7 separate regions of the Mus musculus genome follow, and regions 1, 2, 3, 4, 5 and 6 are each linked to region 7. The links are chromatin loops, found by intact Hi-C in ENCODE. Cell type or tissue: heart. All regions are shown on one strand. Each heading gives the region's core, and the rest is flanking DNA. Links, peaks and the distances in the headings are about the cores only.

Region 1 (4,491 bases), core at 321-4,320, 140 kb after region 7:
GGTGTAAAAGATGAGTATAGTCAGTGTTTTAATTAATTGAGAAGTTTTCCATTTGGAGAGAAGTTTTTCTCAACGCCTGCTTTCATCTCATGCATTACCCTCAGTGACTCAGTGAATGCATGTCCTGAGACTGGCTTCCTGGCTTCCATCTTACACCAGGTCAGAACCCAAGGGCAACCAGCAGCTAATATGTAGGTTTTGTGATCACAAAGACTTGAGTGCTGGCTCATCCGCCCAGTTTGTGTGAATGAGAAGAGCCACCTGACAGCGGAGAAGCCTGTACGCCTTTAGAGCTGGGGAGAAGACCTGTTCTAACTATTCCTGAATGGAGTGTGAATCTGCTCAAAGCCTTCCCTTGACACTCTCCATCTGACTGACTGCTGGCTTCGCCATGTGGAGGGCTGGCCTCCGAGGGCCACTGACTGACCGAGACAGTCTAACACAGATGTCTAGCCATGCTCAAGCGTCAGGGTCAGACCCTAACTGCAACTGCACCAATCCACAGGAGATTAGCAAGATGTCCCCGCCAACGATTTGGTTTCCGGTCTGCACTAGTATTTCTACAGCTCTGCTGTGTTCTATTTCCTCTCGTTCTATTTTTGGACATGGGGATTATGTTAGGAAGTCCACCAACCAGAGACAAAAGAAAGCCTTAATATCAAACACATTGCCCTGTTTAGCACTCGCTGCTAAGTTATAACAGGAACTAACCAGGTCGTTGTCTTCCCTCCATCTTTCATATTGTAGGGCCATGAGATATAACTCAGTGGTAGTGCATGTGCCTGAATGCTACACACACACACACACACACACACACACACATACACACACACACACAAGAGTGCATGCCAATCCAAACTGTGATGAGCGTGACCAGCCGCTGCAGGAACAGTATGTACTAGACATTAATCTTGCTATGTGCCCAGCTGAGTGATCAGCCCCACACATTTGGACTCCTTTCTCGCCGCTCCACTTCATCCTCATTGGTGTCAAACTTCCCCCAGTTCCTGAAGCCTGTCCGCAGCAGGGCCTGTATATCTGATTTGAGCCCTCAGAGCTTATTCTAAAGTTCTTGCTGTTGATCACCCTGCTGTTCTCCACACGTCCAACAAGATTTCGGTGTCCACCAGCCCGTCACTGTGTTAGTACCGAAGCCCTTGGAGGAGTTTGGCAGCCCATACCTTCCAGGAAGGAGGCACAACAATGCTTACAATTAAATGCAAGAAACCAGGACTAATTTCTTGATGAAGTCCTATGAGTTCTTGTGGTGGTCGTTGAGAGAGAAGGGACCTGAGTAGCTGACTCCGGAGCTTGGTATCACACAATATGGTTTTGAGAGACGTGCAGTTAAGCCCATTATATAACAGGCTAACAAGGACACCTGTGAGTCACCAACAAGGAAACAACAATGCCAGGAGATGGTGGCATACCCAGTTTGGGAACTGAGGTGGATCTAGTATATGGGCCTCCTGCTTCTTGGGCCACATCTCCCTGCACCGGCCTGATAAAGAGTGAGATACAGGGAAGAAAAGAGAACAACAGAGAGAGAATTCATGTCCTTAGTGAAGAACTCAGAGGTGAGGATGAAGGATAAAAATAAAGAGAACACGAACATTTTATGTAGAAGTAAGCAACCCTGAAATAAAAAATTAAGCATGTCAGAAGCTAGTGAATAAATAAATACATTGTGCATCCCGGAGTTCATCCAGCTAATTCTCCTTGGCCAGCATCTCTACAGGCCTGGTAGATTTGGGGGAGAAGATACTGGTTTGAGATTTCATAGTGTTGGTGTAGCTGTGATGAGTTCTATACTTCCTTTGTCAGTTCAAGCTAGACCCTAGAGGAAGATTTGGAAAAGCTCCCCAGTGAACAATAAAGACCCAAACGTAGAAGATAATAAACCTGATCTTAAGGTTGAAAGAACACTAATAAGGTTGGGGGCTCTAGCTGTGTTAAGCAAATTCCCAGAGCCCCCCACCCCGCATTAGATTTCTTACCTTAAATACTGGTATACCATACCCCAATTATGGTATATGATGTGATGAGAGGATGTTCAAGTTATGATTACAAATACTAATCAGTAAATTTTGAGTTAACCAGGGTTAGAGTTATTCACTTGGGTCAGATCTAATCTTAAGAGCCCTTTAAAGGCCCAGAGTTTTATCCAGCTGTGCTGGGCACTGGCCATTATCATAGAGGGTGTCCCTGAGAGCCCATGTCTTCGAGGCCCATTGTTCAGTCTCTAGAGATGTTAAGAGGAGGCAGAACCCTCAGCAGGTGGGGTATACCGGAAGGAAGTTTGGTCACTTGGGAATGTGCTCCCAAAAGGCATTCTGGGACTCTGGACTTTTCCATTCTCAGCCCCCTTAGGGGTGCAGTCTGATCTACCCTCTGTCCCCATACGACGACATTCTGCCTGACACTGGTATAAATGCAACAGTGCCAGGTGACCATGGACTGAAACCTCCGACACCTCTCTTCCTTTAAGTAGTTTTTCTTTGGCACTTTTGTCACAGCAATGGAAAGCTAGTAGGAGAGGGTAGTGGAGAGATGCCAGGTATGATGAGCAGGGAGCATCTCTGAGGAAGACAGGCGGCTTCTAGAACACAAGAACTTCTATTAATAGCCGTCAAGGGAATGGGGACCCCAGACCTACAACCACAACTAATTGAATTATTGCCACATCAAAGACTGGACCCGCTGCAGTTTCCCAGGGTTACCACGAGGGGGAGGCACCACTTAAGAGCAGGGGGTTTTCATCCTGCACCTCTGGTGGCTTTCTAGAGAAAAGGGGAGTTGGAGGAAAGGTGGGAGGGGCAAAGAAGTACTCCTTAGACAAGTGACTACTTCCGATTAGGAATCTGGGCAATTCCCAAGATAATCTGAAGGGGAAGAGTGGGGAATTTCTGTTCTAAAATGTGGACATTCAAACTGAAGATGATTGTTACTTCATGACAATGCAAAAGTGTAGGAAGCCCCGTGACACCACACTTTCTCTTTGGATGCTGATTTGCCCTGGACTGGAGATATGACCACAGTCTTCTCTGGAGCTACTGAGCAGTGGCACCGAAGAGCTGGTCAGTCCTCATGACACTGCCCTGTTGACTGTGTGGCTGAAGTAGGGTGCCCCTTAAGCTTGGGAGGGGTACACCACGCATTTTTCAACTTCCGGTGAGTTTCCTGAGACATAACCCCACTGTACGTGAGGGGAGCACCTGAAACCCACACCACTCCACAATATTGGAAGTCTTTTACAAAAATCTAACCATGAATCAGGATAAAAATGAAGCGAGACAACCAGAGAAGAGGAAAGAACACAGAACCAGGGACATTGATGACAAACCCTGTGCCATTAAGACCCTTAACCCATGCTAAGGATGGGTTTCTGTACTCGGCAATTTATGAAAACAAAGGTCTATAAATAGTTATACAACCCACATGGAAAAGCTGCCCTGGGAAAGCTGGGACCTAAGAGGGCCCCAGTAGGGATGGCTTCACAGCTGGACAGGGTGTTAAAACTGTAAATGAAGTCTTTTCTGTTCTTTGATATCTGGTAATGGAAACAAACAGAAGCTGAAGGAACACTGTAAACATTTACATTTTCTTCTCAGTTTTTAATAGTATAATAGAGTATGATTCAACATTTTTCTTCTTTGGACTCTTCATATAACAATAGTTTTGGAGGCTGCAGGGATGGGATGGCTCAGTGGTTAAAAGCACTTCTACTCTTACAGAGGACCCTGGTTCAATTCCCAACACCCACGTGGTGGCTCACAGTTGCCTGTAACTCTAGATCCAGGAAATAGGACATTTTTTTCCTTTTTTAAAAAGATTTATTTATTTATTTATTTTATGTATATGAGTACACTATTGCTCTCTTCAGACACACCAGAAGAGGGCATCAGATCCCATTACAGATGGTTGTGAGCCACCACGTGGTCGCTGGGAATTGAACTCAGGACCTCTGGAAGAGCAGTCAGTGCTCTTAACCACTGAGCCATCTCTCCAGCCTGAGGCCTGAGATATGATACTTTCTTCTGGCCTCTAAGGGCACCACAGGGACATGGAGGTACACAGATATGTACACTCAGGCAAAACAGCCATACACATACATAAAAATAAATAAAAACAAAAGACCCGCGTTTGATTTCCAGAACCCACAATTTAAAAAAGCCAAGTGTAGTGGCACAAGCTTAGAATTCCAGCACCGGGGAGGCAGAGACAGGAAGATCCCTGGGTTTCTCTGGCCATCCATCCTGGGTTCCAAAGCCATGACCGTGTCTCCAAAAAAAAAAAAAAAAAAAAGAAAGGAAAAAAAGTGGGTAGCCATCATGTATACACAAATAAGAATAGCTCTAGCAATTAGTGCCTATCATAGTTCTAACAGATGCACTAGTGTGGTTTAAGAGCATGTTGGGGGGAGGGGGCTCTTGCATGCTTAGCAATCTGCTACTGAGCTCTAGCCCAGCCTAATTCTGTTTATTTTGTGAC
Region 2 (4,491 bases), core at 121-4,120, 240 kb after region 7:
GAAGACAGATCCGATCACGACCCCGATCTAAACTTTCTTCTTCCTCTGCTAAATAAAAGCAAACACAGCTATTTAATCCATGCCGTTACCGAAGGAGAAAATAGTATGACAGTTTTCTCCTTCTCTGCTCAGTTTCTCTTATTGATGGAATGTAGGCGTTTAGCAGACACGTGGCTCTCAAAGGCAGCTGCTGTAAGTTAAGACACACCCTGCGAGGAAGCTGCTCACACACTAGCTGCAAAGAGGGCAGGACAAGCCAAACCAGAGTCCTGGAGGTTTCCAGTCGGATATTTCAATTTATTTCTTCGTTTGGGCTGCATTTGAGTTCTTAAACTACAACCCAAACGAAAGGGGTTACGATCTGCTAGTGTTACGAGGAAAGCCTTCCCCATCCTCTTGCTAGTCTCTCAATGCAGTTGCCGTTGGCAATTGCATCTTAATGAGCTGAAATGCAATTATTAGACACACCGTTCCAGGTAAAACGTAAAGACGGTGGTAAAGATGGCCTTCAGCCAGGGCAGAAGCCTGGAAAGTATAGAAAATAGCCAGGATAATAAACAGGGCCCTCAACACAGGTTGCTTCTATCCTTGAACAAACTGGGACCACTCCCAACACTGCCTTCTACCAATAAACATGTCAATTCATGGCTCAAATGGCCACTCATCTCTAGATGGTAGAAGCAAATGCCCTTTAAACATGTGAGTCTTTCACCTGACAAGAATGGAAGGATTAGGAAAGAAAATAAGCCACCCACTTTCAGTATTGGTTTATGGGGTCTGAAACATTTTAGATAATTGTTGCTAGGATGCTAGAGACATCAAAAGCGTGCACCGTTTCTTCTGTCCAGGACACTGTACAAGTATGAAGTCACTGCTGTGCTGCTAGAGAGGCCAGGAACTCCACTCAGAAGATCTGAAGTCACAACAAGTACTCATGAGCTTCAAGCTGGGGGCCTCCTCCTTGCACACACTCAGCCACATCTTCTTTGTAAGAGGTCTGACAAGACACATGCGGAATAAAAGAAGCGCAAATTATAAGGGCAGTGAAGACAACACTGGAATCTGTAAAAATAGAAAAACAAACTAAGCCCTAAAGGTACTCCATTAGGGAGTGCCATTTAAAACACAAAAGTGGGCTTGTGGGCTGGTGAGATGGCTCATTGGGTAAGAGCACCTGACTGCTCTTCCGAAGGTCAGGAGTTCAAATCCCAGCAACCACATGGTGGCTCACAACCATCCATAACGAGATCTGACTCCCTCTTCTGGAGTGTCTGAGGACAGCTACAGTGTATTTACATATAATAAATAAATAAATAAATCTTTTTTTAAAAAGCGAGCTTGTGACTCATTTGGGGTATATGACTCTGTGAAAATGAGCCTAGTGAAGAACAGACATGTAGGGCTACACTACTGCCCCCTCTGTAGGGTTCCCCCCCCCTTGTGGCGTGAGTCTAAAATGACATGTAGTGAAGTATTATCAACCACAGTCCTTAACAGCATCTCTAACTCAGGCCTGTCACAGACTCCCCACCCCTACCAAGAGGAATTCTGTTCTCAAAGAATAGTGCTAAAATAAGGGGGTGTTTGGGGGGTGTCTTCAGGTGGTGAGTATGAGAGTCTGAGGAAGCCCCCCCCCCCAAAAAATGTGAGGTAAGATGTCATAAGGTCAGTGACATTCAGCCAAAGGTCACAAGAGATGTGTTCTGCATGTCTATGGTGCACTCTCAACCTGGACATGCCATATTTACAGGAAGCAGGCAGCCAAGCACTTGGGCCCACCTAGTTCAAAGGGATGAATAAAGAGGTATAATCCTAAGAGTTCAATGACATCAGACTGGGACCACAGCTTCTCTATGTATGTCAAGTGAAACTCGGGGTGGAAAGAGAACCTTCATCCATGTCCCTCCCGCTCCTGTTTTCCTGACCACATCCCATTAGAGACTCCACGTGGCCCGGAGGTGTCAGAGCAGAGGACTAGCACAAAGCACACGTGTGATTCTAAGTGGATACAGAATAATGGCATTGAAGGAACTTGTTTGAGCAGGTCTGCCTCCAGAGTTCACTGGAACCTGTGAACACTTGGAGAAAATCAGAGGCCACTTCGCCCCCTGCAGGACACCAAAATATTACTGCCCCTTCCTCTGTAAACCCAGACAAGTTTCCCTCACTTTTCTCTGAGCATCTCTCAAGCATTTGGGGGTTGGGGGCGGGGGCAGAGGAGAAATCTCGTCAAGAAGCCAGATGTGTGAGCCAACCCATAGCAAACATCTGGTTGCTTGGCTGACATTTCATGCAGATGGCCTCAGTCTCTGGAAATAGGTTGTCTGTCCCACCCTTGCCCCACTTCACGAAGTGAAGATGGCCTCACCATAAAGCACAAATTTGTTCCACACGTTTGGTGATACTAGAGACAGGGTGGGAATTCTCACGGGGACACAGAGTAACTCACAGAAAATTCTTAAAAATGCCTACTTTCAAAGTGGTTCCTTACCAGTTGTGGAGAGCTCTATGTTTACAATGTGTTTGGCCTAATAAATTCTGATTTGAAAAGATGGTGCTTGTTAATTTAACATGCCAAATATCCTTGTTTCAAAATGATACTGCTTATCCATTTGATATGCTAAGTGCTCTGTTCTTGCCCATAAACCACATCATTAACAATACACTACAAGTAACCCGGCAGTAACGACACACATCTGTAATTCCAGTAGTTCGAAGCCAGCCTGGTCTACAGATCAAGTTCCAGGACAGCCAGGACTACGTAGAGAAATCTTCTCTCAACAAAACCCAAACCGAAACAAAGCAAAAACAAAACCACAAGTACACTCGTTGATTTTTGTATTCAGTCAGACCCATTCAACTGCTTGGCCCAAAGCCTTAAGCTGTTGCTTTCAAAATTCAACATAGAAGTCCTCTAATATGTGGCTGTAGTTCTTAAAAGCCTGAGGTCTGCCCTCCCCGAGTCCTTGGGACACTCCACTCATAAAATCCTAAACTCTCAGCATTATAATTAGCACAAGGTTGGAGGAGTTTGACATCAATTCCAAAATATAATAACTCACTCACTCACATTTTAAAAATACCAGTTTGGGTTTAATGAAAAGGAACTATGTTAAGTAAATGTTTGCTGAGTGCGAGAGATGAACATCAGAGTGTTAAATAAATATTGCTTCTGAAAGCTACACCTGTAAGACAAACTTCAAAATATGTGTCTCATCCCAAAGTCTGCGGTCACATGCACAGTCCCTCACACTATCCCATCACTGTCTGTTCAAAAATGTTGGGCATTCACACTTCAAAATGTCACTCGGACCATCATATTTTCCAACTCGGAGGACATCTGGTGGCAAAGCGAAAAACTAATATATAAATCTGTTTCCAGAGATTTTTTTTTCCACACTGTAACCCAAATAGCAAATCTGTTATTTATTGAGTCTCACTTGTCTCACGCACTCAGACCTTGTACTCCTAGAACCCAAACTGTCTATAGAATTCCAAACAATGAAGTTATCAGTGGAATCCAGTCGACTCATTAAGCCATTTCTGAATTTTTCATTGGCTAACTGGTATGTGTACATGAAGTCACATTTTTATGTTTAAATTGAACCAAACAATACATCTCCATTTCTCGTTTTATTATCCCTGAAGAGGTTGGTTCTGAGAAAGCACTGGACATATGTTTGTTGGGTAGGGCAGGGTTCCCTGACCCGTCAGCCTCTGGGGTCCATGGCATTCTATGAACCACGTGTGTCTCTATTTAGCAGGCTGCATGAAACTATGTCATATTGGGCTGTCAGTCCTTTTAAGGAGCAAAACCATATGGTGTCATGCAGAGGCCAGAAAGAAAAAAAAAAAGTCCACACTGAATAAATGCAGGTTAGAAAGGAAAGTCACATGGGGCAAGGAGGATGGTGCACAGTTGTAATCCTAGTGCTGCAGAGGCTAAGTCAGGGTGGTCTTGAGTTCCACACCATCCTGGCCACATAGTGAGCCCTGTTTCAAAAATAAAAATAAAATAAAAATCAGTATCATTGACTTTTAGCTTTGAAAGAAGAACAAGACCATATACCTACCCAGTCTATCTACACAGTCATTCGTTTAACAAATAATGAAATGTCTGCTGTGTGTTGGGCAGGGTCCTAAGCTGAAGACACCAGAGAACTATACCTACCTGTGGTCTAAACTGGGGAGTGGACGATCGGAAACTACAGTGGGATGAACAGTGTACCACAAGTTGCTGGGAATTACACTCCAGCTGATACAGCTAAGTGAACAGCGTTTCTACAGTGTGCTACAAAAGTAAAAGATAGGATTAAAATTGGTAAACAGGCAACCTCAAGACGAAACTGGTCCTGGATTATTCAAGGGGCCCAATAGAATCCCAAGAGTCTTTAAAAAGAGCAGACATCAAGAGAAAGTCATAGCCCAAGAGAGACTTGACTAGTCTCATTGGCTTCAAGGTGGCAATGAGTTAGGGAATGCAAAGGGCAC
Region 3 (4,491 bases), core at 225-4,224, 360 kb after region 7:
AGCATAGAGAGAAACATGAGAAGGCAGTTTTAACAGAAGACAGGTCTAAACAAATACTGTAAAATTTACTGCCTCACTCAGACATTACTTTGTGAGTGTTTTAAGAAAGGTGGGAGGCACCAAGCTGGTCACCTGGTGGTACAGGTCTATAATCCAGGGAACTTGACAGGCAAGAGGATCAAGTTCAAGAGTTTCTTGTGCTCCAGACTGAGTTCAAGGCCAGAATGGTAAGGTACTGTCTCAAACATTTAAAAAAATATATAAAGATGAGGTGTATGGAGAGTGGGGGAGAGAGAACAAAATCAGCAGGGGAGTTGTGGGGTGCATCTCTAGGATATGCCAGAGACCTGGGATGGGGAGGAGAGGCCCCAGGGAGTCTATGGGGGTGACTCTAGCTGAGACTCATAGCAGTGGGGGATATGGAGCCTGAAGAGGTCATCTTCTATAGCCAGGCAGGACTCCCAGTGGAGGGATAAGGATACCAACCCACCCACAAAACCTTAAACCCAAAATGTGTCTTGCCTACAAGATGTGCAGGTACAAAGATGGACCAGAGACCGAGGGAAAGGTCAACCAGTGATTGACCCAACTTGAGACCCATTCCATGCGCAAGCACCAAACCATTTTCTATATTAATCATACTCCATTATGCTTGCAGACAGGAGCCTAGCATAACTGTCTTTTGAGAGGCTCCACCCAGCAACTAAAAGAAACAGATGCAGAGACCCATAGCCAAACATTAGACAGAGCTTCGGGAACCTTGTAGAAGACTTGGGGGGAGGATTGAAGGACCCAAATAGGATAGAGATGCCACGAGAAGACCAACAGAGACAACTACCCTGGGTCTTTGGGGGCTCCCAAAGCCTGAACCACCAACCAAAGAGCCAGCATGGCCTAGGCCTAGGTTCCCCTGCCCCCAACCCCTGCACATGTGCAGATGTGGAGCTTGGTCTTCATGTGGGTCCCCAAACAATTGGAGCAGGGATTGTCCCTGACTGTTGCCTGCCTGTGGACCCCATTCCCCTAACTGGGCTACCTTGTCTGGACTCAGTGGGTGAGGGTAAACCTGGTCCTTCAGTAACTTGATGTGCCTGAGTGGGGTGATACCCATGGGGGTCCTCCCCTGTCTCAGGGGAAAACGGAGGGGAGTGGAAGAGAAGCTGCGTAAGGGGGAACCAAAAAGGGGGCTGCAATCAGGGTGTAAAGTGAATAAACAAATTAATGAAGAGAGAGAGAAAAGCTGAAGTTACAGCTCAGAAGTAGAGCACCTGCCTACCATGCATGAGCCTCTAGGTTCAACTTCCAATATCACAAAGGAAGGGTAGAGGGCACAGTGTTTTATCATGCATACAGAACTAGGGACTGCATCCCTACACTAGTAGTCTGTGAGCTGACGCACGGTGAATGGGAAGAATTCCATGGTCCCCCCCACCTCTTTAACTTACTCCAATAATTTACTCTTCAGCATTCTAAGACAAAGTCAACAATGCTGGATAACTCAGAGGTAGACACTCACCTCTCTTTTCTTCTTCTTGACTCAGAACTTTTATCTTTATTTCTTTTTCGTTTGTGTGGGCTCCTACTCCGAGCCCTTCTATGTCGTGAACTTTCAACATCCAAATAACTTCCACCAGACTGCCGTGAATCTACTGAAGCTGACCGCCTTTCTTCATTCCTGCAGCACAGAAAGGAACATTCATCAGTTCCTCTCACCAATGGTCTCCACTGCACACAACTATCCACTGAAAGTACAGTATCCCAATCCTATCGATGGCATAATCTTATATTCCAGAGACAGCAGTCAAACGTACAGTCCCTATATTGTCTAACTAATGAGTTCCCTAATATAACCATGTATCATCCCTAAGACCCACATCACCACGACTCTAAATACAGTAATTCTGAGCACTGACCAAAGACAAGCACCAATGAATCACAGTATTTACCCAGAGTCTTGGAAATGCTGTGGTTTAGCAGTATACATAAGCCATGCATTAAACAGATGCCCTAAGCCACACAGTGATGCATGTCCCCAGTTACAGCACACGAGAGGCACACTACCAACGTGCACGGGTTTGACATAAGCACAAAATGGAATAAGCAAACATTTCCTCCATAAAGACACTGGCGTACTTCTCAGCAGCGTCTCCTGCTCTCCCCTGCTCTTCCTGCCAGTGGCTGCTCAGCTCCTCCATGTGCACCTTGATCACATCCCGGATCACCTTGGAAGAAGGAAAAACCAATGTCACATCAGGAAATTGTTCTAAGGGCTGGAGAGTCGGCTCAGCAGGTAAGAGCACTGACTACTCTTCCAAAGGTCCTGAGTTCAAATTCCAACAACCACATGGTGGCTCACGGCCATCTGCAATGTGATCTGATGCCCTCTTCTGGTGTCTGAAGACAACTACAATGTACTCATATACATAAAATAAATAAATAAATCAAAATTTTAAAAAAGGGTGTTGTAAAACTTAAGATCATAAAACCAGAAAAATAGGAGCTGGAGAGACGGCTCAGTGGTTAAGAGCATCTGTTGCTCTCCCATCGGACTGAGTTTGGTTTCCAGCATCCGTGTTGGGTGGTTCACCATCATTTAGAACTCTAAGATTGGGGATCTAAGGTCTTCTCCTGGTCTCCTGGCACCTTCCTCTGGTACCCGCACTCATGTGCACATACCCACACATATACATGTAATTAAAAATAAAGTCTATTAGAAAAATCACTGCTTGTCACACTCAACATTTTCCTAAGGAAGGGCTATGACATAATGGACTATGAGATGCATACACTTAAGAACTATAAAAAGGGCACCTGTCACACTGATGAATAAAGAAATGGTAGATGGCAATATTATTTCAATGTTAACTTTCAAGTTGGAACTATGCCACGACTACATAAGAAAACAGCTTTATTCTCTGGAAACACATACATACTTTTTGGGGATAACTAGTCTTGAACAATTCAAGGAAAAATATGAAATAGAGAGTAAAATATGTACAGAGAGGAGAAACAGCTGCTGGGTGGCTCTTCCCTACAATGCCAGTCCTAAAGGAAATCGAGAATTCCCTGGGCTACACAGTGAGACGTTGTCGAGAACAAAAGGGAAAGAGGATTTAAAAAGGTAGAGTAATGGAATACATGTAACAGGAATGGAGGAGGGGACAGCCTGAGGGGGGAGGGGATCCACAAAGGAGGCCGAGGCAACAGGAGACAATGGGGAGTTTATGAGTAAGAGCAAAGTAGAATGGTGTAGAACATGAAAATATCAAACTGAAACCCGGCACTATGCAAACTGAAATGTGAGGGGTAAGCAGAATTACTGAGTCCACAAGGCCCAGCACCCACGAAGGTGATCCGAGTAAAAACGTGCACAGTTCTTCCTTGCTGGGCTTAGCTTTCTAACTCTCCTGTATGAGGTTATGTGCACATGGTTCTTAAACCTAACAATTAAACCAAAATGAAAGACAGAGTATAAAATGTTAGTTATGTCCCAGATGCTCTCCCAAACAGAGTTCAAATCCCCAACCTGTAAGAACCATGTGAAAGCTTCTTTTTTATCTCACTGCACCATCAAGCAAAGACTAGTCACAGGGAAAACAGATAAACCAAAACAGAGCTGACACGTCTCCCTTGTCCACCAAGAAAAGGTTTTAAAGTACAGGAAGCAGAAGTAATTACCAAAGAAAGGCACTGCAGAGCCAAGCATAGCAGCACCACCTTTAATCAAAGCACTTGGGAGAGAGAGGCAGGCAGATTTCTTTGAGTTCAAGGCCAGCCTGGTCTACAGGACAGCCAGGGCTACACAGTCAGACCCTTTCTTGTTCCGGCCTGACTTCAGTTCTTCCCTCCCTCAGTGAAACTTTCAATACCTCCAAAAGCTAAATGCAGAACAATGCCAAACTCCTCAATAAGGCCTAGAGTCTCCATGACTTCAAGACACTACAATAGAGAGCACGGGGCAGTTCCTAAGCCCAGCCATCCCCCAAAAGGCCCTCAACTTTTTAAAATCTGTACTTACCAAGGCCTGCTGCTTTCATCCCTACTTCCTGCCCACTTCATAGTCTCCCACAGAAAACCCAAGGCAGCCCAGTGTGAGCCAGTAGAGTATGCACCACACACACACACATTCCAGCTCCCAGATCTCATGCAGCTCCAGTTTTTTGATAGCGCTATCTGAGCTCACTGAAGCCCACCTACAACCCACCTAGCACAGGTCTACCACACAGGAAAACAGAGGGAGTTTTCTTAAGCTTCCCATTTCTTCAGAGACACGGCATCTTAGACCTCACAAGAATGTAAGCTTTTAAGAAAAACCACTGCTCCCGCACACTTTAGCACTCACACCATCTGGAACATCTGCTCGCACCTTGTTGCCGTTACCTCTGCACACCCCACAGCAGTGTGCTAGGCATAGTAACTATCATGCATAACGTTGTGCTAAAATCTATCAAAGTCCAGAGCAACCAAAAGGACATATGGCATAAAATGGAA
Region 4 (4,491 bases), core at 250-4,249, 53 kb after region 7:
GGTGCTATCTGCCTTTCGTCTCAACTGCACGAGACGCAAGAGTGAAACATCAACCAACAGCCAGCGTTCGAGAGGGCTCCAAGAGCTATGGTCTGTGCTAGTGGTTCTCAACCTTCCTCATGCTGTGACGCTCTAATGCAGGGCCTCATGTTGTGGTGACCCCAACCATAAAACTATTCATTGCTACTTCAAATCTAGGATTTTGCTACTGTTACAAGTCATAATGTTAATAGCTGATATTTGACCCCCAAAGGGATCTGGAACCACACAGCTTTGGGCAGGTGAAAAAGGAGTTGATATTATAAACATAGTACCTTCTGTTGCGATGTCTTAGCAATGAAGTGAGAGAAGTATTGAGGAGCATAAAGCTTTGACCTTGACAGTACAGATGACATGGCAAGAGTTCTTGGATTTCTGGTCACCAGCAAGCCTCACAGGACACGAGGCATGGCAGAGCACATCACAGGAGGCCTTCAAGGACAGCATCAGGGATTTCTATTTTAGTCTGTATGCCAAGGCTACTGGGCAGAGTTGGTGTGCTGGTTCAAGTTGGAGCAACAAATTGCCATAGTCAAAATCACGTGGGCAAAGGATGCTCATAGAACTTCTCCTGCGATGGGCAAGTTTAGGTCTGTTCAGGTTAGGAAAGCCGGAAGAAGCGTTTGGCTGAACTGTGCTTACTCAGAATGTGAGGGCACAAAGGGAGAGAGGGGGCAAGCAAGAGATGCTGCAGTTTGGTGTTTGGAAAACCATGGTTAAACATTTACAGGTGGACGAACCTAACATGAGAATAGTTACAGATGATGTGAGTTTCCCTGCCCCTCCCTTTACCACCACCCCCAACTGTTGCTAACCCAGGCTTTTGGTTTAGGGAGGCTGAGGCTAATAAAGATCAGGTGATTTTCAGAAGTGTTGCTCAGAAGTCCAATACAAGATGGCCATGTACTCTTCTTACTATGCCCGTTGCTTTTTCCCAATAAAAGATCACCATATATATGTCTTATGATGCCAGCTTCCTTTTCATCGGTACAGAGCATAGCTCTAGGACCTCTCTCAAGTGTCTAGTGGTTGTTTCGTTCTCCCTAACTTAGCTCCAGGTTTTCAAGGCAGGGCAGGGAGCTTAGATTGCCACCCGACTTAAAGTTCAAGAGTTGGCGTGGGTCCATGCGCCCCAGCCCAGGCGTTAGCTCTCACCCAGAACAGCTGTTGCCATTCATTTTCCTATCCAGGGTGAGTTAGGGCACACAGGGCACTAGCCAGGGCCTGAAGGAAGGGCCACTTTGACTGCCTTTCCTTTTCAAAGTGAAGGCAGGGCAGGATAACAGAGGAGGTGCTCTTGGGAAGTGGTTTCATCACACCCCCTGAGGCCAGGCCCTCAAATCACAGTTGAGCTTTGGCTAAGAATCTGACTTATGCAAGAGCAAACCCCACACACGTTTGCCTGATTTCCTCCTTTCTGCTGACAGCAGCTCAGCTTGGTCCTAAACTCTCGGGTCTCTTGGTGTCTGATTAGTTATCAACAGAAGCTGCCACTGTTCCATAGCTTGGCAGCTTGGCCTCTTCGTCCCTAGCAGGGAAAGGCTGATGAGGAGCTTGGGAAGGAGAATGAGCTCAGCGGGATGGAAGGGAACCGGACTGAGATAGCGCTGGAGGTGCTGCACAAGGACCCCAGGACCTAAGCGACCTCTTCCTGGTGGCTTTCAGCAGAAGACAGCAAGTTGCTAGGTGAGCCGGCGGGACAGGGGGCGTGGCTCTGCGAGCGGGGGCGTGATTGAGGCGTGGCTCTGCGGTCGTGGGAGGAGCCGGGGCGGGAGCGGCGCCGCGGAGGGGACCCGCGGCACGAGCGAGAGCTCGCCAGCCCCGCCACGATGCCCCCGCGCCCAGGACGCCTCCTCCAGCCGCTGGCCGGGCTGCCGGCCCTGGCCACGCTCCTGCTGCTGCTCGGGGCGCGCAAAGGCGCCCGGGCCCAGGAGGTGGAAGCGGACAGCGGGGTCGAGCAGGACCCGCACGCCAAGCACCTGTATACGGCCGACATGTTCACGCACGGGATCCAGAGCGCCGCGCACTTCGTCATGTTCTTCGCGCCCTGGTAACTGCAGCTCCAGCAGGCCGGCGGAGCCCGATCTGGGACCGGGGACCAGGGACCTGGAGCCGGGGACCGGGGAGAGGGCGCGAGGCCGCGCAGGCTGCGCCGGGGGCGTGGGCCGCGCTCGGGCCTCGCCGCTGACGTGGCGCTAGCCGCCGGCCTGCGAGCTAGGAAGGGCGGGCCCCGAGGGGAGACCCGGAAAAGCCTCTCCACCCCGCCACACTGCTGGAGTCCAGGCATCCCCCGCTTCTGTCCCCTGCCCAGCTCCCCAAACTTCCTGTGCTGGCCGGACGCGGCGGGAGCCCGGCGTCCACGTGCCCTATCCTGAAGGGTTCTTCCTGCTGGCCCATCAATATTGGGTTGGATTGGAAATCTAAGGCCCCCTCAAGATGTGATTGCCCACTTTGTGTGTCGAGGGTAGGAAAAGATAGCCTAGGTCGGGAACTGAGACTTCCCCGGCCCCTGGAGTCCAGCGAGGTGCCAGTTTTGGAGTCTCCGCTGCACGCTGGAGTGGATGTGAGCTGTATTCTCAAGGCCTTTAACTCTTTCACCTCCTGTTCTCATTTGGGGCCCGGTCATTTGGAAAGTGTGAGGTCGAACTGTTCTTCCTAAAAGTCATAACTTCAGGCTTCCATTCTTCGGTTGGGGCTTCCTGGTGCACCTCACTACCCCAAGAATTAGTCTAGACATAGCAGTGCTTTGCTACTGGGGCCTAGATGCTCAGAGAAAGAAGTTCTCCGGTCCACAGCAGAAAGCGGTATTTAGAGCACAGGCTCTTGAGATGTGGGATGTTCTGGCTGTGTTTATTGCTGAGCAAAGTACTCTTCCTCTAGCTCAGTAGGGACTCATTAAGGACAGGGGGTTAAGCAGTTAAGAAAAATGTGCCTGTGGAATCCAATGTAGTCAGTGATTGTATTTTTCTAAAGTGGGAGAAACTTTGCCCATAACCCTAGAGCGGGCTATTACTGCATTTCAATTCGTTTAGTGTTAAATTAACTTTGTGGGGGAGGGGATCATTTTGGCTCACAGCCATTATCAGTTAAGAATGCAGGAATGGGATACACTGTTTTACATTCCCAAGAACAGCCACTTGAGTCTGTAGAACTACCATTGAAAGAAAAAGACTGGGAGTCTGCCACAGTCAGTCGCGTTAATAGTTACTCTGTGCACAAGTCGTCTCAAAGTAGTGATTCCAGTTAAGTACACCACAGGACTTAATTGGAGTTGATTTCGGTGGAATAAATCTAAGGGTTTTTAGTTTTATGAGAAAAGTTGACATGCAGGCAGGGTTAGGTTCTCTGGAGTGCTGATGGAGTTTTAAGTTTAGAATATATGCAATGAATAACCAGCTAGTCTTGGCCAGTTGGGGTATACACCACAGATTCTTTTTTTTTTTTTTAACTCTATGGCTTACAGACGTTTAGGTCGAGGCTGCTCTCTAGGATAAGCCTTCAATTGTTTGCTTCTTGCTATTCTGATAAAAATATTAGAGAGATGTAGGAGCCCACCCATGGCCTTTGAAGGCTGGGTTTTTGATGTTTTAAGGGGAAGTTGAGGCAGGATCTCTCTGTGTAGCCAAGCTGACCTTGAACTCATGACTTTGTTGGTCTCAGCCTACAGAGTGCTAAGATTTCAAAATTTTAAGAACAACATGGTACTCAAGGTAGACTACGCTGGGTCCTCTCCCCACTTCTTTCTCACCGTGAGTGCCTGGAATGTTCACTGTCCATGTGTGATGCTGGGGCAAGGACACTGTGTAGTGATGGCACTGACCTGTCTCTGTATTTGTTCTAAGCTTTGTGGGTGCAGGATTGTCCTCCTGCTGTTGATCTGGTGCCAGCATCTGGTCACACTGAACCTAGGGACAGTTAGGTCAAAGGTAAGGTTAGGTGCCTTTGCTCTGTCACTTGGCTCCAGGCCACATCTGAATACAGCCGGCAGTCTCTGTAGTGCTGTATCCACAAGGGCTCCAAACCAGAAATGCCAGTTAGAGAGAAGCAGTGGACTCTTTAGTCCTCCTGGGTGGGGAGAGGCTTGCCTGTGTGGTGATGACCCCAAGTGGTCAGGTTAACTTGGGTTAGAGGGAACTAAATCTTTATCTTCTTTTTAAATCTTGTATTGTTTTCATAAGAACCCTTTCAAGGGTATAGAGGATGTCTATCTACAACTCTAAACTGAGCATATCTGATCAAATTCCGCTAACATCAGGACAACCCTTAGGAGCTGAAGGGGTTTGCAACCCCATAGGAAGAACAATATCAACCAGCCAGAGCTCCCAGGGTCTAAACCACCAACCAAGGAGTACACATAGAGGGACCCATGGCTCCAGCCGTATATGTAGCAGAGGATGGCCTTGTCGGGCATCAATGGGAGAAGAGGTCCTTGGTCCTGGAAAGGCTCAATGC
Region 5 (4,491 bases), core at 129-4,128, 520 kb after region 7:
GTCTGGTGGGAGCATTTTTTTTTTCTTGAAAGAGGGCATTTCCTTCTTATCAAATGACTCTAGCTTGTCAAGTTCACAGAAAACTAGCCAACGGTTTCTACCTTCCATGCCTGGGATTACAGGGGAGCCATCATACCACCTGATATTTATGTAGGTTCTGGTGAATCCAAGTTCCTGTCCTCGTGCCTTAGTGGTCATCAGTTTATCCACTAAGCCATCTCCCCTGCCCCCTTTACTTGTTTTTGTAAACATTTACTGGTGCTAAATTAATTACCTGTATTGTATCTCACTTAATCCTGTCATGTAACAGATGGCATTATTCTCCAATTTCACAAGCACAAATTTCCAAATAGTCTCGACAGTCCCGATGTTCCTGCCACATGTTAAATGTGTAACTTTCCGAGGCATTATTCTCATAATAAAAAGTCATAAAAATTTTTAATAGGAATTTATTTAGCAAATGGAATAAAAGTTTCTTTTGGATTTTTTGTTTATAAAACAAGACATATAAAAAAATCATGTTTGAAGGAAGAGTGGAAGGAAACTTGGAGTCACGTTCTTTGTCCTAATAAATTTCTGAGATTTTTATTTTATGTGTATGAATGTCTGAAAGTACGTCGGTGCACTACATGCCACGCAGGGCCCGTGGAGGCGAAAAGAGGGCATTGGGTCCTCAGGAACTAGTTAGGTGGTTGTAAGCCACCAGATGGGTGTTGGGAATAGAACCTTGCTGTAGCTTGGTCTTCATGGAGGCCCCCCAACAACTGGAGGCTATCTCTAAAGCTGTTGCCTGTCTGTGGATCCCATTCCCATAACTGGGCTGCCATATCTGGCTTCAGTGGGAGTTATATGCCTAGCCCTGAAGGGTTTTGATGTGTCAGGGTTGGGGGGATACACAGGGGGAGAGAAGGGAATGGGTGGGGAGGACTGTGTGAGGGAGGAAGTGGAAAGAAGTGGGGACAGCAACTGGGACGTAAAGTGAATAATGAAAAAAAGAGAAAATTAGAAAAGTACAGAGAATTGGTTTATACAGATTTTTGAGAAAAAAGCCTATTTTTCCTATTTGTGTACATACAAAATGCCCACATAAAGAATTTACTTAAAATTATTACTGTGTGTATATTGGGGGGGGGCAGGTGTGTGTAGAGGTCAGAGGGCAATTTTTGGGAATCATCATCTCTTCCCTTCCACTGTGGGATTCAGGGATTAAACTAGGCTGTCAGGCTTGCTCAGTGTACCCAGCCCAGCATACGGGAAATAGCAGTTGACACGTAGTCAACATTAGGAACTTCCTGTTACCTCACTGACACAGCGAGTGTCTGCCCCCGTGACTGCAGCCTCTGAACCCCTCCACTCAGTCTTCCTTTGATAGGTGAGACGGGACACTGAGTCCCAGAAGTCTGAAGGACCAGCAAGCGACCACCACACTACACCGTGAATCTAGGGCCATCCAGGATCTGTTTCTGTAATTGCCATACTAAAAGTGCATTATTTCCCAGTGAAAAACCACTTCTGTTGTTGTGGCCATCCTGCCTCTGTCTCCCATGTACTGAGACTGAGGTATACGCTACCACACCTGACTTAACTCAGTTACGACTCTTGCAAAGTATATATTGAGGTGCCAGTTTGTTGGGGGCTCTAAGTAGGGACTGATGTATAAATCAAGCACTAAATGTGCCATCATCGAGTTAGTGCCTAGGGGGAAGTAAAGAGGTGAAGCCAAGTAAATGACCTCAGCTACCTGGGCCTCCTCTGCAGGATGCTCCCCCCAAATGCACAGCACCTGCTGTCAATCATGCTGGTTAAACATCAGAACTCAAGGGCATGGCTCCCTCTAGTGGAATAAAATGACTTCGAGCACAACTGACAGCATTCCCATGGCTAAACAGCAGAGTCTAAAGGCTAATGATTCATCTAATAGCAACCAGCACAGGGGATGACCTGCACTTTAAACCCAATCTCTTTAGTTCTAATAAACAAAAGAGTGAGTCCAACCTACCCCTTTGGTGTCTAAAGTCTTTTTTAAAAACACTCTCACAGAAGCAGGGGGAGGGGTTATGGGGTTTTGGGGGAGGGAAATTGGAAAAGGAAATAACATTTGAAATGTAAATGAAGAAAATATCCAATAAAAAAAGTTAAGGTAAAAAAAAAAATACTGATCTGGTTCTTTGTGAGTTGGAGACCAACAAGGAAGACACAATGAGACTCTTAGGGGGGAAAATCACATTGGTCTGATACTTTTTTAAAATAACCATTGTGGACCAGGGATGGTCTCAGTTCAGTGTTTGCACGGCCCAGGGAGCCCCGTATTTAATCCCTAGCACTGCATAAAGCAGGGTGAACACTGTTCAAGAACTGAGTCATGGGAGATTTTGAGGTCTTCTGAGAAATCTCCAAGAAGACAAGTCTTGTGACTTCAGTTTCTTCAAAAGCAAAGAATTGTCCTCGGAATGTGAGCTCCTCTCAGGTGTATCGACAAGAGCACTTACTTCAAACTACTCATTACAGCTGGCTAGTGTTGTCTATATGCCTCTAAGGAAAAACATGCTTTTGCCTCACACAGTTTGCTAAACAGAGACAGACAGACAGACAGACAGACTGATGTGTGTGCGCGCACACACACACACAGAGCTTGTTGTCTTGTGACTGTACAGTTTACTTATGTCACTCCTCCTAACCCTCAGAGCATAAAGTTGGCAATTACTGCATGAAACTTTAGTCCGCCCCGTTTATTGGCTCCATTTTCCCAGGACCTACCATCTCTGGGTAAACTACAGGCTGTGACGACACACTTGAGAAACAAAGTTATATGGATCCCAAGTTCAAGGTCATCCTTGACTGCATGGGTGTTCAAAGAGAGTTTGAAACTAGCCCGGGCTACATGAAAAAACTGCAGGTGAATGAACTTGAGACAGCGTTTTGGTAATCCTTTGGTTCAAGTCCCACTATTTACACATGAGGACTTCTTCCTCAAAGGAAAGTGACTTCCCAGTGTCACAGCTGCATATCAAAGCAAGCGAGGGAGCGTAAACCTAGATTTGTCATCGCAGCCCTCAGAAAGCCTTAACAGTGTTACATGCTAAAGCATCAGCAAGTGGACTGGGCTGCCCCATTTCCGTCCACATATGGACTGGGATGAGGTACTCATCAGTGAACTCACTTTTTCGACTGAACACTTTACGTGGTCGTCAGATAACCCTATTACAAGCCTGGGGGATGCAAACTGACCCACATCCATTCTGTCTTTCCATCCTTATAAACAAGAGGCATACATGATAGCCTCTCCTTTGCTCAGGAGACAGAGCATCTTCTGAACATTTACTGAGAGCTGACCGAACCTCAGCACAAATCAGGTGCTGGGATACAATACAAACCCCTGCCTTCTGGAGCTTACATTCCGAAGTGAGGGTGGAGGCAGACAAAACAGTCACTATACGTTAAGTGAAGGCAATCGGCAGGCTACTTTGTCCTCGGTAGAGCTATAGGAAAATAATGCAGAGGAATGACAAAGCTTGCACGTGTGAGGGACACAAGAGGACAATACCAAATCAGGAGGGGTAGACCGGCCTCTCTGAGCTGGTGACTTTATTGATTTATTTAGATAGGGTCTCACTATGTAGCCCTGGCTGGCCAGAACTCACTATGCAGACCAGTCTGGCCTTGAACAGGGACCCACCTGCCTCTGCCTCCGCAGTGTTGGGATTAAAGTAGTGGGTCACCATGACTGGACAATACTATGTTTTAAGATGAAGATAAAACTGAAAACGTGATCTACACTTTTGAACATACAAGCTCCCTAGTTTTGTCCGTAAGTGAGAGTCTGAATTTCTTACTGCACAGGGCATGTGTTCAGTTTCTTGTAGCTGTGGTAAAATACCAGCTAAAACCAGTCTAACAGTTGAAGTGCATAACTGTAGTGCAATGTGCCTTAGCTGAAAGTGGATGACGAGGAAGTAAAGCCAACCAACCAACAACGGAAGCGTTCGTTCTCACCCGTGAAGCCTGTGGTGAGAGTACATTACAGTGGGGATGAAGGGAAGCTGCCGGCATCACCGTGGCCAGGAAGCAGAGGAAAAGACCAGAATCCGACATCCCAGCAAGAACACGCCCACACACACACACACACACACACACACACACACCACACATGCCCACACACACAACACCCACACGCCCACACACACACACACACACACACACACACCACACACCCCACAACGACCTAATCCTCCAGGCCCTCACCCCACAGTTCTGCCCTTACTCAGCGATACCGCTAGCAACCTGGGGCCAAGTCTTTAACATATGGCCTTTGGGGAACATTTAGGATCTAAACCGTAACGAGGTATTTTGAATGACACCAACTTTGGCCAACTAGGCCAGCGCCAGCAAGAACAATTCTGCTTTGCCCTAGCTTTGCGTTCACATGGTAAAGTAATAAACACATAGAGCTGCCTAAGTGAACCAGAAGACCTGGAAGAGACTCAAATGTGC
Region 6 (4,491 bases), core at 351-4,350, 71 kb after region 7:
GAATATTTACATTCTACACAGATCCCCTCATCCTAGACAGTCAGTTTCCCGCTGGCCAGCCAAGCTCCACCCATCGCAAGCGTCTCTTGCAGGACACACCCTGAAGCCCCCACGTGGTTGTGCTTCAGGCTCGCTGAGGCTTTTTCTTCACAAGGCAGCTATGGCTTCTTGCCCTTGCTGGCTTCCCATGGGGCTGCTTGGATTCTGGGAGTTCAGTCTCCATCTTGCTGCCCGGGGTCTGTACTGCACATGGCTGCATAGAGACGGTGTTAGCCTCGAAGATCAGTTGCTCATCATTTCAAATAAGCGATTCACTATTTCCCTGGAATGCGTTATTGGCCTAGCTTCAGCCATCAGTGTGGCTGCTCACTGCTACACGCTGTGTGGCCACTGCCTGACATCTGCTGTGAGTCCTCTCCTGACCTGGGGCTGCTATCAGCCTAATGTAGAAGCAGATCAACCAGATAGAAAAATGTGTCCAGAAAATCATGTTGTGAGGACTTTATATTTTTTCTTTCTTTTTTTTTTTTTTTTAACTCACCAGGAGCGTTATTTATTTATTTTAAAACCTGGTTTTGTTGTTGTCGTTGTTGTTTGTTTGTTTTTGGCAAACAAATGATAAGTACAAAAAGAATTGACAGGGCTCAGTGAAGGCAGTCTTCCGTGACTACACCACAGCCTGTTTTGTACCACCCATACCCCAGGCCTCTCTCCCATTCCCTACCCAGAGGCCAGCCCTTGCTCTTTGTGTGGAACCCATGCCTGGGTTTGGGGCCTCATAGCTCAGGTGTGCACTGGTGAATATTCGACTTCAGTCTGCTCATCTGACATATATGATGGTTCAGTTTAATGCTCCTGCCCCTAGGCCTAGGTTGGATTTTATGGACTTTTTTAAATTAGGTATTTATTTCATGTACATTTCCAATGCTATCCCAAAAGTCCCCCACATCCTCCCACACCCACTCCCCCACCCACCCACTCCCACTTCTTGGCCCTGGCGTTCTCCTGTATTGAGGCATATAAAGTTTGCACGACCAGTGGGCCTCTCTTTCCACTGATGGCTGACTAGGCCATCTTCTGATACATATGCAGCTAGAGACACGAGTTCGGGGGGGGGGTACTGGTTAGTTCATATTGTTGTTCCACCTATAGGGTTGCAGATCCCCCCATCTCCTTGGGTACTTTCTCTAGCTCCTCCATTGGGGGCCCTGTGATCCATCCAATAGCTGACTGTGAGCCTCCACTTCTGTGTTTGTTAGGCCCCAGCATAGTCTCACAAGAGACAGCTGTATCGGGGTCCTTTCAGCAAAATCTTGCTAGTGTATGCAATAGTGTCTGCGTTTGGAGGCTGATTATGGGATGGATCCCCGGGTATGGCACTAGATGGTCCATCCTTTCGTCTCAGCTCCAAACTTTGTCTCTGTGGATTTTATGAATCTTAAATGCATTTGTACACTCATTGAAGGCTGAGGGTGTCTGTGTCAAGGTTCTGTTGATCTACATGTTCCCCAGCATTTCTTTCTGCATTCTTTGCTGAGCACATATGGCTTGTGGACCTGCAGAATTCTCTGAAGTCTGGACTCTGCTGGTCAAATCTCTGGTAGATCACATACCACCTTGTCATGGTTTTCCCGTATATGCTTTGGAGGGGTGCTGGAGGGCCTTATGACTGCTAGTGCCTCTGACGATCTGTTGCCTGTGATTGGAGCAGTACTCATGGCCACTGTGTGGGCCCTCCCTCATCAGATTAGTTGGTGCTAACTTCATTTATCACTTGCAGTGTTAGGTCGAGAAAAAGAGGCATGGTAAATGTGCAGCTCTTTCCCTTTTTGCCAGTTTTCTTTTAGCATGAGTTGGTTCTCTGTTACCCTTCAAAGATGACCAATTTGGTTTTGAGTTATTGTTTTGAATGCCCATATAAACAAACATAGGTGGTGGTGAGCCCCTTTTCTCAGAAGGACTTGAGATCTCTAAGCAAGGGAACAAAGCTGTATTCTTGAGTCCAGCATTTGGTTCTGTGGTGTAAACCCATTGCCTCTTCCTGTTCCTCTCCGCCTTGGCCTTCCCCGCAGGCAACCACTTTATCAAGTTCTTCGCTCCGTGGTGCGGTCACTGCAAAGCTCTGGCTCCAACCTGGGAGCAGCTGGCTCTGGGCCTTGAACATTCTGAAACCGTCAAGATTGGCAAGGTAAGTCCAAGCCCGTGTTAAACTGGAACAGTCTGCCTTGGGCCAGATTAATTAGCAGAGTAGTCCATTATTCATTCTGTGTGCAAAGTTGCAAACTTGATTTATTAATTCCAGTTAGTGTGCCACTTGACAATTCATTTCACCTTCACAGATGGCAGCCTGGTTTTGGAGTCTGCTGGCTTTTCCACAGGATGGAGATACATTATGGCCTTGGCCAATTTATTCTGAAGGAATGGCCAATTCTGAATTGGCAGCCCTGGAGCTGTGCAAAGATATGGGGTAGAGCCTTGTAGAATGTTCACTGGGTATCTGTGGAGCTCAGCCAATAGCTTTCCTGAAGGGTCCTTCCTGGGTTCTGCACTCACACAGGATCACAGCAGACCCTTTATGGCGAACCCTCTTTTCCACTGCTAGCCACAGTTCCTTCCAACTGTTCAAACAGAGAAGCCAGAAGGAATGTGTAACAACTTCTGTGTGCCCGGGCTTTCTGGAACTGTCTAGAGCAGCCCCTGGGCTTCTGGCTACTTTTAATCTTATTGACTTTGTGATGCTCACCAGTCGCTCACTCTCTATGGAATTCCTCTAGAAAAATGTCTCCTTTCCCCACGTGCTGCAGGGCTTGTTTGCATACAGAAGAGGTGCCTCGTGTCTGGGTATGACGATCAGAAGCAGAAGCTGGGGGTGGTAGACCTGGCAGGCTGGCCCTGGTTGAGATGTCTCCCCTCAGTTACTTCTTTGCAGAAAGGAAACAAGATGGATGGCTGGGTGGTGTATCGGCAGATGAGAGTCTGCTGTTTAGCATGGCCCTTGGGGGTGGGGTGATGCTGGGCACATTGTTATTCTCACCGTGAGTTGTATGGATTCTATCCTTTTGTCTGTTTTGCTTTCAATGTCGTAGTCTACCATTGACGGATAATACAGTGACTGACATGATCAATAATGCTGATTATTTCAGTCGTTGAACATTGTGTGGAAATACAAGGCGAAAATACATCTTGCCTTCTGTCCTGCATCCGTCTTGGCATCCTTACTTCAAATTAAGAGTTTTTGTGGGAGGTGATTTGTCTCTACTTTATTCAGTAAAGGCTCTGAGCAGAAGCAGACATGAGCAGTCACAGGCTGTGAGGGACATTGCTTTAGACAGGACCCTCCCTGGAGAATGCTTGTGCCCCTCACAGACCTAGCTGGAAGCTTCCTGGACCTCATTTTAACACCTAATGGCTCTTGCTGCAGCCTTACCGCTTAACATAGTTTAAACCCCATTTTATTGACACAGTGAAAGCCAGCTTAGTTCCGCTTGGCCAATTTTAATGATTAAAAAAAAAAATTAAAAAATAATGCTTGTAAAAATATCAGGCAAGCAGAATCTTGCTTTACATGTAGTAACCTGAGCCAGGCCTGATGGTACAGGTCTCTAATCTCAGCTATTCTGGAGTCTGAGGCAGGAGGATTACAAATTCAAGGCCAGCTGGGACAGCTCATTGGGACTCTATCTCAAAATAAAAATATCTTAAGAAAAGGGCAGGGGATGTAGCTCAGCTGTGCTTGCCTCCTATGAACAGGTCCCTGGGTTCAGTTCCCACCAGAATAAATAGCTACTGAAATGCTTACTTGGACAAGTTTCTAATGCTACGCTTACTGAATGCTCTTATTAAACACGGGCCACTTGCTCAAGTTTGTCGGGCTGTGTGCACAGGAACTGAACTACAGGGACCTGTGCACATGCTAACATGCTTTGTCACTGAGCTGTCGTCGTCCCCCCCACCCTTGATTTGAAACTATGTAAGTGCCAGTGATATCAGGTTTCCTAGCATTGGGAAATGCCCAGGTGAGTGTCCGGTGAGTGTCTTACTCTCTGCAGCCTGCCTCACACTCCTTCCCACACGATGGGACTTCCTAGACCTGCCATTTTCAGTTAAATTCAAATAAATCCCACATCTCAAGACAAATCTCCTCACCACGTTCCATTAGCGTGGGTGGATTTGTGGGTGGCTTCTAGGCAGAGTCTTCTTAAAGCTTGCAGATTGCTACCACGGTTGCTCTGGGATCTGGATTAAAACTTTATTTTTTAAGTATAAATGGTCTGATAGTGCCTTTTGCAAGGCTGTGGAGAAGCCAGCTGAGTGCTCTGTGGTTCTGTTTTCAGGTTGACTGCACGCAGCACTACGCTGTCTGCTCAGAGCATCAGGTCAGAGGCTATCCAACTCTGCTCTGGTTTCGAGATGGCAAGAAGGTATGTCTTTTTTTTTTTTTTTTTTTTTTTTCTTTTTCTTTTTTTGGTCTTTCGAGACAGGGTTTCTCTG
Region 7 (4,491 bases), core at 229-4,228:
TCTCTCTCTCTCTCTTTTGGTTTTTTTCGAGACAGGGTTTCTCTGTATAGTCCTGGCTGTCCTGGAACTCACTCTGTAGATCAGGCTGGCCTCGAACTCAGAAATCCACCTGCCTCTGCCTCCCGAGTGCTGGGATTAAAGGTGTGCGCCACCACCCCCGGCTGGCTCTCTTTCTTAAAGGCCATTGAAAGCAACCCCAGAATGTCATTTTGCCACCCTTCACTCAAGTTGTAGGGATAGTGACACAGCTTGTCATTCTGTAAAGAGCTGGTTGCTCAGGCTCTCTCCTGGGCCCCTGCTAAGATCTCCACCAGCACTCCCTCCCACCCCGTCACACCCATGAGGTCTTTCCCTCTCACTAAGTGGCATAACCTATCCTTTTTAGATAATAACATTTCAAACATCTAATTTTTTCACAGCCAAGAGCAACATGGGAACTAGGAAATTCCACTGGCGAGCCAAACAACTTCTTGGCAGCAGCTGCCACGGCTCTGTATCTGTTTCCTTAGTTCTTAGCATAGGTCTGAGTAAGTTCTTCTCTGGATGGGTGGCTTGGTATAAAAACAACCCAGTTCTGTGTCTCAGAAGTGATGCTGCTAACAGCACAGCAGAGGGTTCTCCTTAAAGGGCCAAGCACCCTGGCAGCTGTCCGTATGAAAGATATGCTACGAAAACAAAGGCTATATGCAGCAATGCCTTGGGCTTGTACGGCAAGGGATGTAGAAACTGTAAACTCAAACAGGGCTGCATCTCAGTGGTAGAGCACTGTGTTCTAGCCCCAGCACTGTAAAAAACAAAACCCTTTAGACTCATCGCATTGGCTTGAGTACTTTTAAGGAAGACCTGGGACCCATAGAAGACTATAGCTTCACAGAAAAGAGAAGAACACATCCATTTCCCAGACATCTGCACTCCTGCCACATTCATTAGTTGCAAATGACATCATCTTGCCCTGGCCACATCGTCTTGTCCTATTTCTCACCAGTGCACTGGCTGACAGGTGCAATGGGCACTGCCTGCTCTTACCGTTACTGTGGCCAGACACATTATATTAAAGAAGCCACACCCTCTGGTTGCTGCTCAAAGGTGGCAGGGATGCGTCAGCTTCAAGTCTCCATCCATCTGCCTTCCTCCCTGGTCATCTTATAGTGATCCCCCAGTTCCCTCCCTGGCTCGCCTTGTTCAGCCTCACTGTTCAAGCCTTAGCTACTTGTGTGTGTGTGGGGGGGGGGGTCCTGGAATCTCACCTCCTGTAGCCCCACTTCTTGCTACTTAAAACACACCTGAGACCCCAGTTAATGGAGAGATACCCCCACCTCAAAATCAACATGCTATGGAGGAGAGAACTTGGTATCCTAGGGTTTGTAGAAATGTCCTTAAAATCTGTGTGTGTGTGACCCTGGACAAGTTAGCCCACCTTCCTGGGGCTCTGTTTCTCCCCTGTGAACTGTCAGGACATGAATCGCTTTGTTGTTAGTTTTTGTTTGTTTTACATTTATTTATTTATTTATTTATTTATTTATTTATTCATTCATTCATTCATTCATTCATTCATTCATTTACATTGGATCCCAAGTATCCCAGGCTGGCTTCAAATGTGCCTTACTGCTGAGGATAACTTTAAACAATGGATGTTGTTCTCAGTGCTGGGATTACAGGCAAGTGTCACCATGACTGGCTCACTGGATCCTCCCTTTCCCTCTTCCTCTCCTCCTCCCTCACCCTCTTTCCCTCCTTTTTGTCCTTCTCCTCCTCCCCCCCCCCTTAGTATACAGTCTAGCCTGCCCTGGAGCCCACCATGTACCCAAAATGTCCTTCAGTTTGCAATCTTCTCACCCTTGACCTCCCTAGTGCTAGCACTAGGTGTGTGCCAGGACACCCAGCTGATCCGCAGCTGTTCTTTTCTTTTTTTTTTTTTTAATATCAAATACCATTTATTTTATTTTATCTGATAACTTTTGAAGTCACTTTTTAATTACATAGAGTAGTATTGAAGCTTTCTGCACGGAACCAACTAATATTCAGTTTGCATATTTCAGCTAAATTTAATGAATTTTTACACCGCAGCTGTTCTGAGGAGTGTTTGTTGAAACCAAATGAAATGAAAGTACAGGAGGTCAGGGGCCCCACAGTGCAGCTGTGCTGTTGGTACAGCTCGAGAAGAGAGAACCATTTGCCACCCAAATGAAGGTGCTTTTCTGAGCAAGGAAGACAATGTTACCAATGCAAGTATTGGGTTAGAACCGGTTTCCTAGAGGAATCAGAGATATAGTCATAACCTATAACTCTCACTACAGGATTAATGTGAGCTATCCCAAGTCACCGCAGATAGCACTACTCTATCTTAGGTGGTTTTGTAAAGTTGGTTGCTCTTGTTGACTTAAGATCTCTGGGTGGGAAGATGGCTGTAGTCAGCTCCCTCACTCTGCAGTACTCCCTGAATCCTGAAGGTGGCATTGCATCTTTAACGGTTGAGTTTGAATCTCATGCGGACCCTCAGTTCCTGCTACATTGTTGAGAACTGGCCTTTGACCCACCCCGGGGCGCTTATCCTGATACTTGGTATAGGAGCTGCTTAGCAAAGATGTTGCAGAACTGGTCCAGAGGACAGGGTGCAACATCACAATAGTGTCTGCAGGGGGCATGCACAGAGCAGATATCTCCATGTAGGTGTGTCTGCCTCTAGCCGCAGCCGCCCATGGGGAGGGGTTCCACTCTGTTGCTGTCCTTTCAGGAGCATGCTGGCAGTTTGCCCTTCCAAGAGGCCATAGTCTGGAGGTTCCCTGATGGGTTAGGGAGACAAGAAGCATCTTAGTTGACTGGGGATTTCCTAGAATATGGAGTCTTAACAAAGAAGGGAATGGCCAAGACAGACGTTTGCAACGAACAAAAACAGTACCCTCGGCACCAAAAATACTTTCCGAGCGATGTCAGCCAAACATAAACATTACCTCCGATCCCCACTGATAAAGCGCTCACTTCCCTGCTTCTTCCATAGGAAGGCTGTGGAGTGAGATAAAGCCGGGCAGCAGTACCAAGGACAAACATCTCAGCATCCAATAAACTTGAGAATGTTTCTCTTTTTGTTTGCAAGGCTGGTTGCTATTTCCTGCGCGCCCCATGTTTATGGACGCGCCGGCTCCTCCGGTGTCCAGCAGCCGTTTCCACACTGCAGTGATGGGCTTTGCACCTCGGCCAAGTGGAGTCAGCGTAAGAGATAACAGCAAGCGACAACAATGGCCTTCCTCAGACCCTCGCCAAGAAAGCCCCTGGCACCATGGCCTGAGAATCCCTTATCGGCTTATGCCCTGGAAGGCTCCAAGGTTCTGGAAGCAAAGCGGTGGCTTGCCAGACAGTGATAACAGGCGGGTGCCACCAAGAGCCAGACGACCGTCGGCCACTGGACATCAAGGCCCCCACCTGGCAGACAGGGAAAAGGAAGGGAGATAGAGTAGCCAATTCGCACAGAGTTTTCTAGTTGCTGCTGGGGTCACACTGTCAACACAGTTAGATGCCCCGGTGCTAGCCAGAAGGACTACATTTATTTCTGGATCCTGTAAAGCACTTAATGCTTGCAGTTAATCTTGAGGAGACAATGTGTTGCTCTCTGAAAAAGCACTTGAGCTGGGCTTGATGGTCCAGGCCATTAGTGTATGCACTCAGAAGGAAGAAGCAGGCACATCTCTGTGTGTGCTCCAGGCATGTCTAGTCTACATAGTGAGTTCCACGTCAGCCAAGGCTGCAGGTGGGACCCTGTCTCGGAGGAAGGGAGGGAGGGAGGGAGGGAGGGAGGGAGGGAGGGAGGGAGGGAGGGAGGAAGGGAGGGAGGGAGGAAGGGAGGAAGAAGGAAAGATCCTTTTTTTTTTATTGTTTGAGAATTTTAAGCATGCTCCAATCAGACCCACCCCCCCACCCTTCTTCTCTCCAGCTCCTTCCGGTTCTCTCCCACCTCTTTTCTCTTCCGACGTCATGTGATCTTTCCTTTTAAAGCCCACCGAGACCACTTACCGCTGCCTGTATGTGCATGGGTGTAAGAGGATCTGCTAGAGCGCGGTTACTGCTCAGGGGTTGCATCCCTGAAGAAAACTTACTCTTCTCCCTCCATCGCCATAGCTCCTCGGATGGGGGGTGGCGTACATGAACCCTTCTTGATCATCTCCGTGCTAGGAGTTCGGCCGGCTTGGTCTTGTACAGGTCTTATGCATGCAGTCCCAGCCACTGTGAGTTCATGCGGGCAATGGCTCTACCGTGTGCAGAAAATACTGTTTTGCTGAAAACCACGAAGGATTCATCTCTAAATGAGACATCTATAGCAAACCCCTCCCCTAGGGTTCAGGGATTATCATGAAAGAGGGACCAAAAAGAGCAAAAAGTAGGGGATATCTGCTTTTTATCTATTGTGAAGGTGAACTAACTGTGTAGCTCAGACTAACTGTGTGGCTGAGGCTGGCCCAGAACACTGGATCTTCCTGCATTCAACTCCAAAGTGCT

Evidence for each region. A loop is a pair of places that touch in the nucleus more often than their neighbours do. Peaks named below come from ENCODE experiments on the same cell type or tissue, not always from the same donor. Only the 100,000 strongest peaks of a DNase experiment are listed, where the experiment ranks them.
Region 1: a loop joins it to region 7, with 2.1 times the contacts of the local background. A loop is called at or near these places in 2 of 42 quality-filtered maps.
Region 2: it touches region 7 in a loop (7-fold over the local background); 29 of 42 quality-filtered maps call a loop at or near these places.
Region 3: it touches region 7 in a loop (2.2-fold over the local background); 11 of 42 quality-filtered maps call a loop at or near these places.
Region 4: it touches region 7 in a loop (2.2-fold over the local background); 9 of 42 quality-filtered maps call a loop at or near these places.
Region 5: a loop joins it to region 7, with 4 times the contacts of the local background. A loop is called at or near these places in 15 of 42 quality-filtered maps.
Region 6: a loop joins it to region 7, with 2.4 times the contacts of the local background. A loop is called at or near these places in 8 of 42 quality-filtered maps.

The regions. Positions count from the first base shown.
Region 1 is chr13:38,436,396-38,440,886 of GRCm38, reverse strand. All of the region lies in intron 1 of Bmp6 (bone morphogenetic protein 6), which reads right to left. Among named protein-coding and RNA genes, the nearest start is that of 4930579J19Rik, 23 kb to the left of the region's middle. In heart, for the core only: a CTCF peak has its summit at 2,719 (motif pointing right); DNase peaks (open chromatin) are centred at 486 and 2,706.
Region 2 is chr13:38,340,385-38,344,875 of GRCm38, reverse strand. It overlaps Gm47990 (a long non-coding RNA gene), which reads right to left. Exons shown (of 2, transcript XR_003950672.1): 2 at 753-997. Among named protein-coding and RNA genes, the nearest start is that of Bmp6, 3.1 kb to the left of the region's middle. In heart, for the core only: CTCF peaks have their summits at 1,360 and 2,119 (motif pointing left); a DNase peak (open chromatin) is centred at 2,125; H3K27me3 peaks cover 931 bases.
Region 3 is chr13:38,218,419-38,222,909 of GRCm38, reverse strand. It overlaps Snrnp48 (small nuclear ribonucleoprotein 48 (U11/U12)), which reads right to left. Exons shown (of 9, transcript NM_026382.2): 7 at 2,134-2,222; 8 at 1,517-1,675. Among named protein-coding and RNA genes, the nearest start is that of Snrnp48, 16 kb to the right of the region's middle. In heart, for the core only: a CTCF peak has its summit at 2,396 (motif pointing left); no DNase peak of the experiment used is centred there.
Region 4 is chr13:38,525,786-38,530,276 of GRCm38, reverse strand. It overlaps Txndc5 (thioredoxin domain containing 5), which reads left to right and starts at 1,793. Exons shown (of 10, transcript NM_145367.4): 1 at 1,793-2,089. The coding sequence starts at 1,869. It overlaps Gm31834 (a long non-coding RNA gene), which reads right to left and starts at 2,374. Exons shown (of 2, transcript XR_382215.4): 1 at 315-2,374. In heart, for the core only: no CTCF peak of the experiment used is centred there; DNase peaks (open chromatin) are centred at 1,436, 1,776 and 2,306; H3K4me3 peaks cover 2,968 bases; H3K27ac peaks cover 2,305 bases.
Region 5 is chr13:38,062,381-38,066,871 of GRCm38, reverse strand. No RefSeq gene overlaps it. Among named protein-coding and RNA genes, the nearest start is that of Riok1, 28 kb to the right of the region's middle. In heart, for the core only: a CTCF peak has its summit at 1,841 (motif pointing left); no DNase peak of the experiment used is centred there.
Region 6 is chr13:38,507,824-38,512,314 of GRCm38, reverse strand. It overlaps Txndc5 (thioredoxin domain containing 5), which reads left to right. Exons shown (of 10, transcript NM_145367.4): 5 at 2,073-2,188; 6 at 4,335-4,421. Among named protein-coding and RNA genes, the nearest start is that of Gm31834, 18 kb to the left of the region's middle. In heart, for the core only: no CTCF peak of the experiment used is centred there; a DNase peak (open chromatin) is centred at 2,144.
Region 7 is chr13:38,578,921-38,583,411 of GRCm38, reverse strand. No RefSeq gene overlaps it. Among named protein-coding and RNA genes, the nearest start is that of Gm40922, 26 kb to the right of the region's middle. In heart, for the core only: a CTCF peak has its summit at 2,597; DNase peaks (open chromatin) are centred at 431, 2,631 and 3,291; H3K4me3 peaks cover 1,204 bases; H3K27ac peaks cover 361 bases.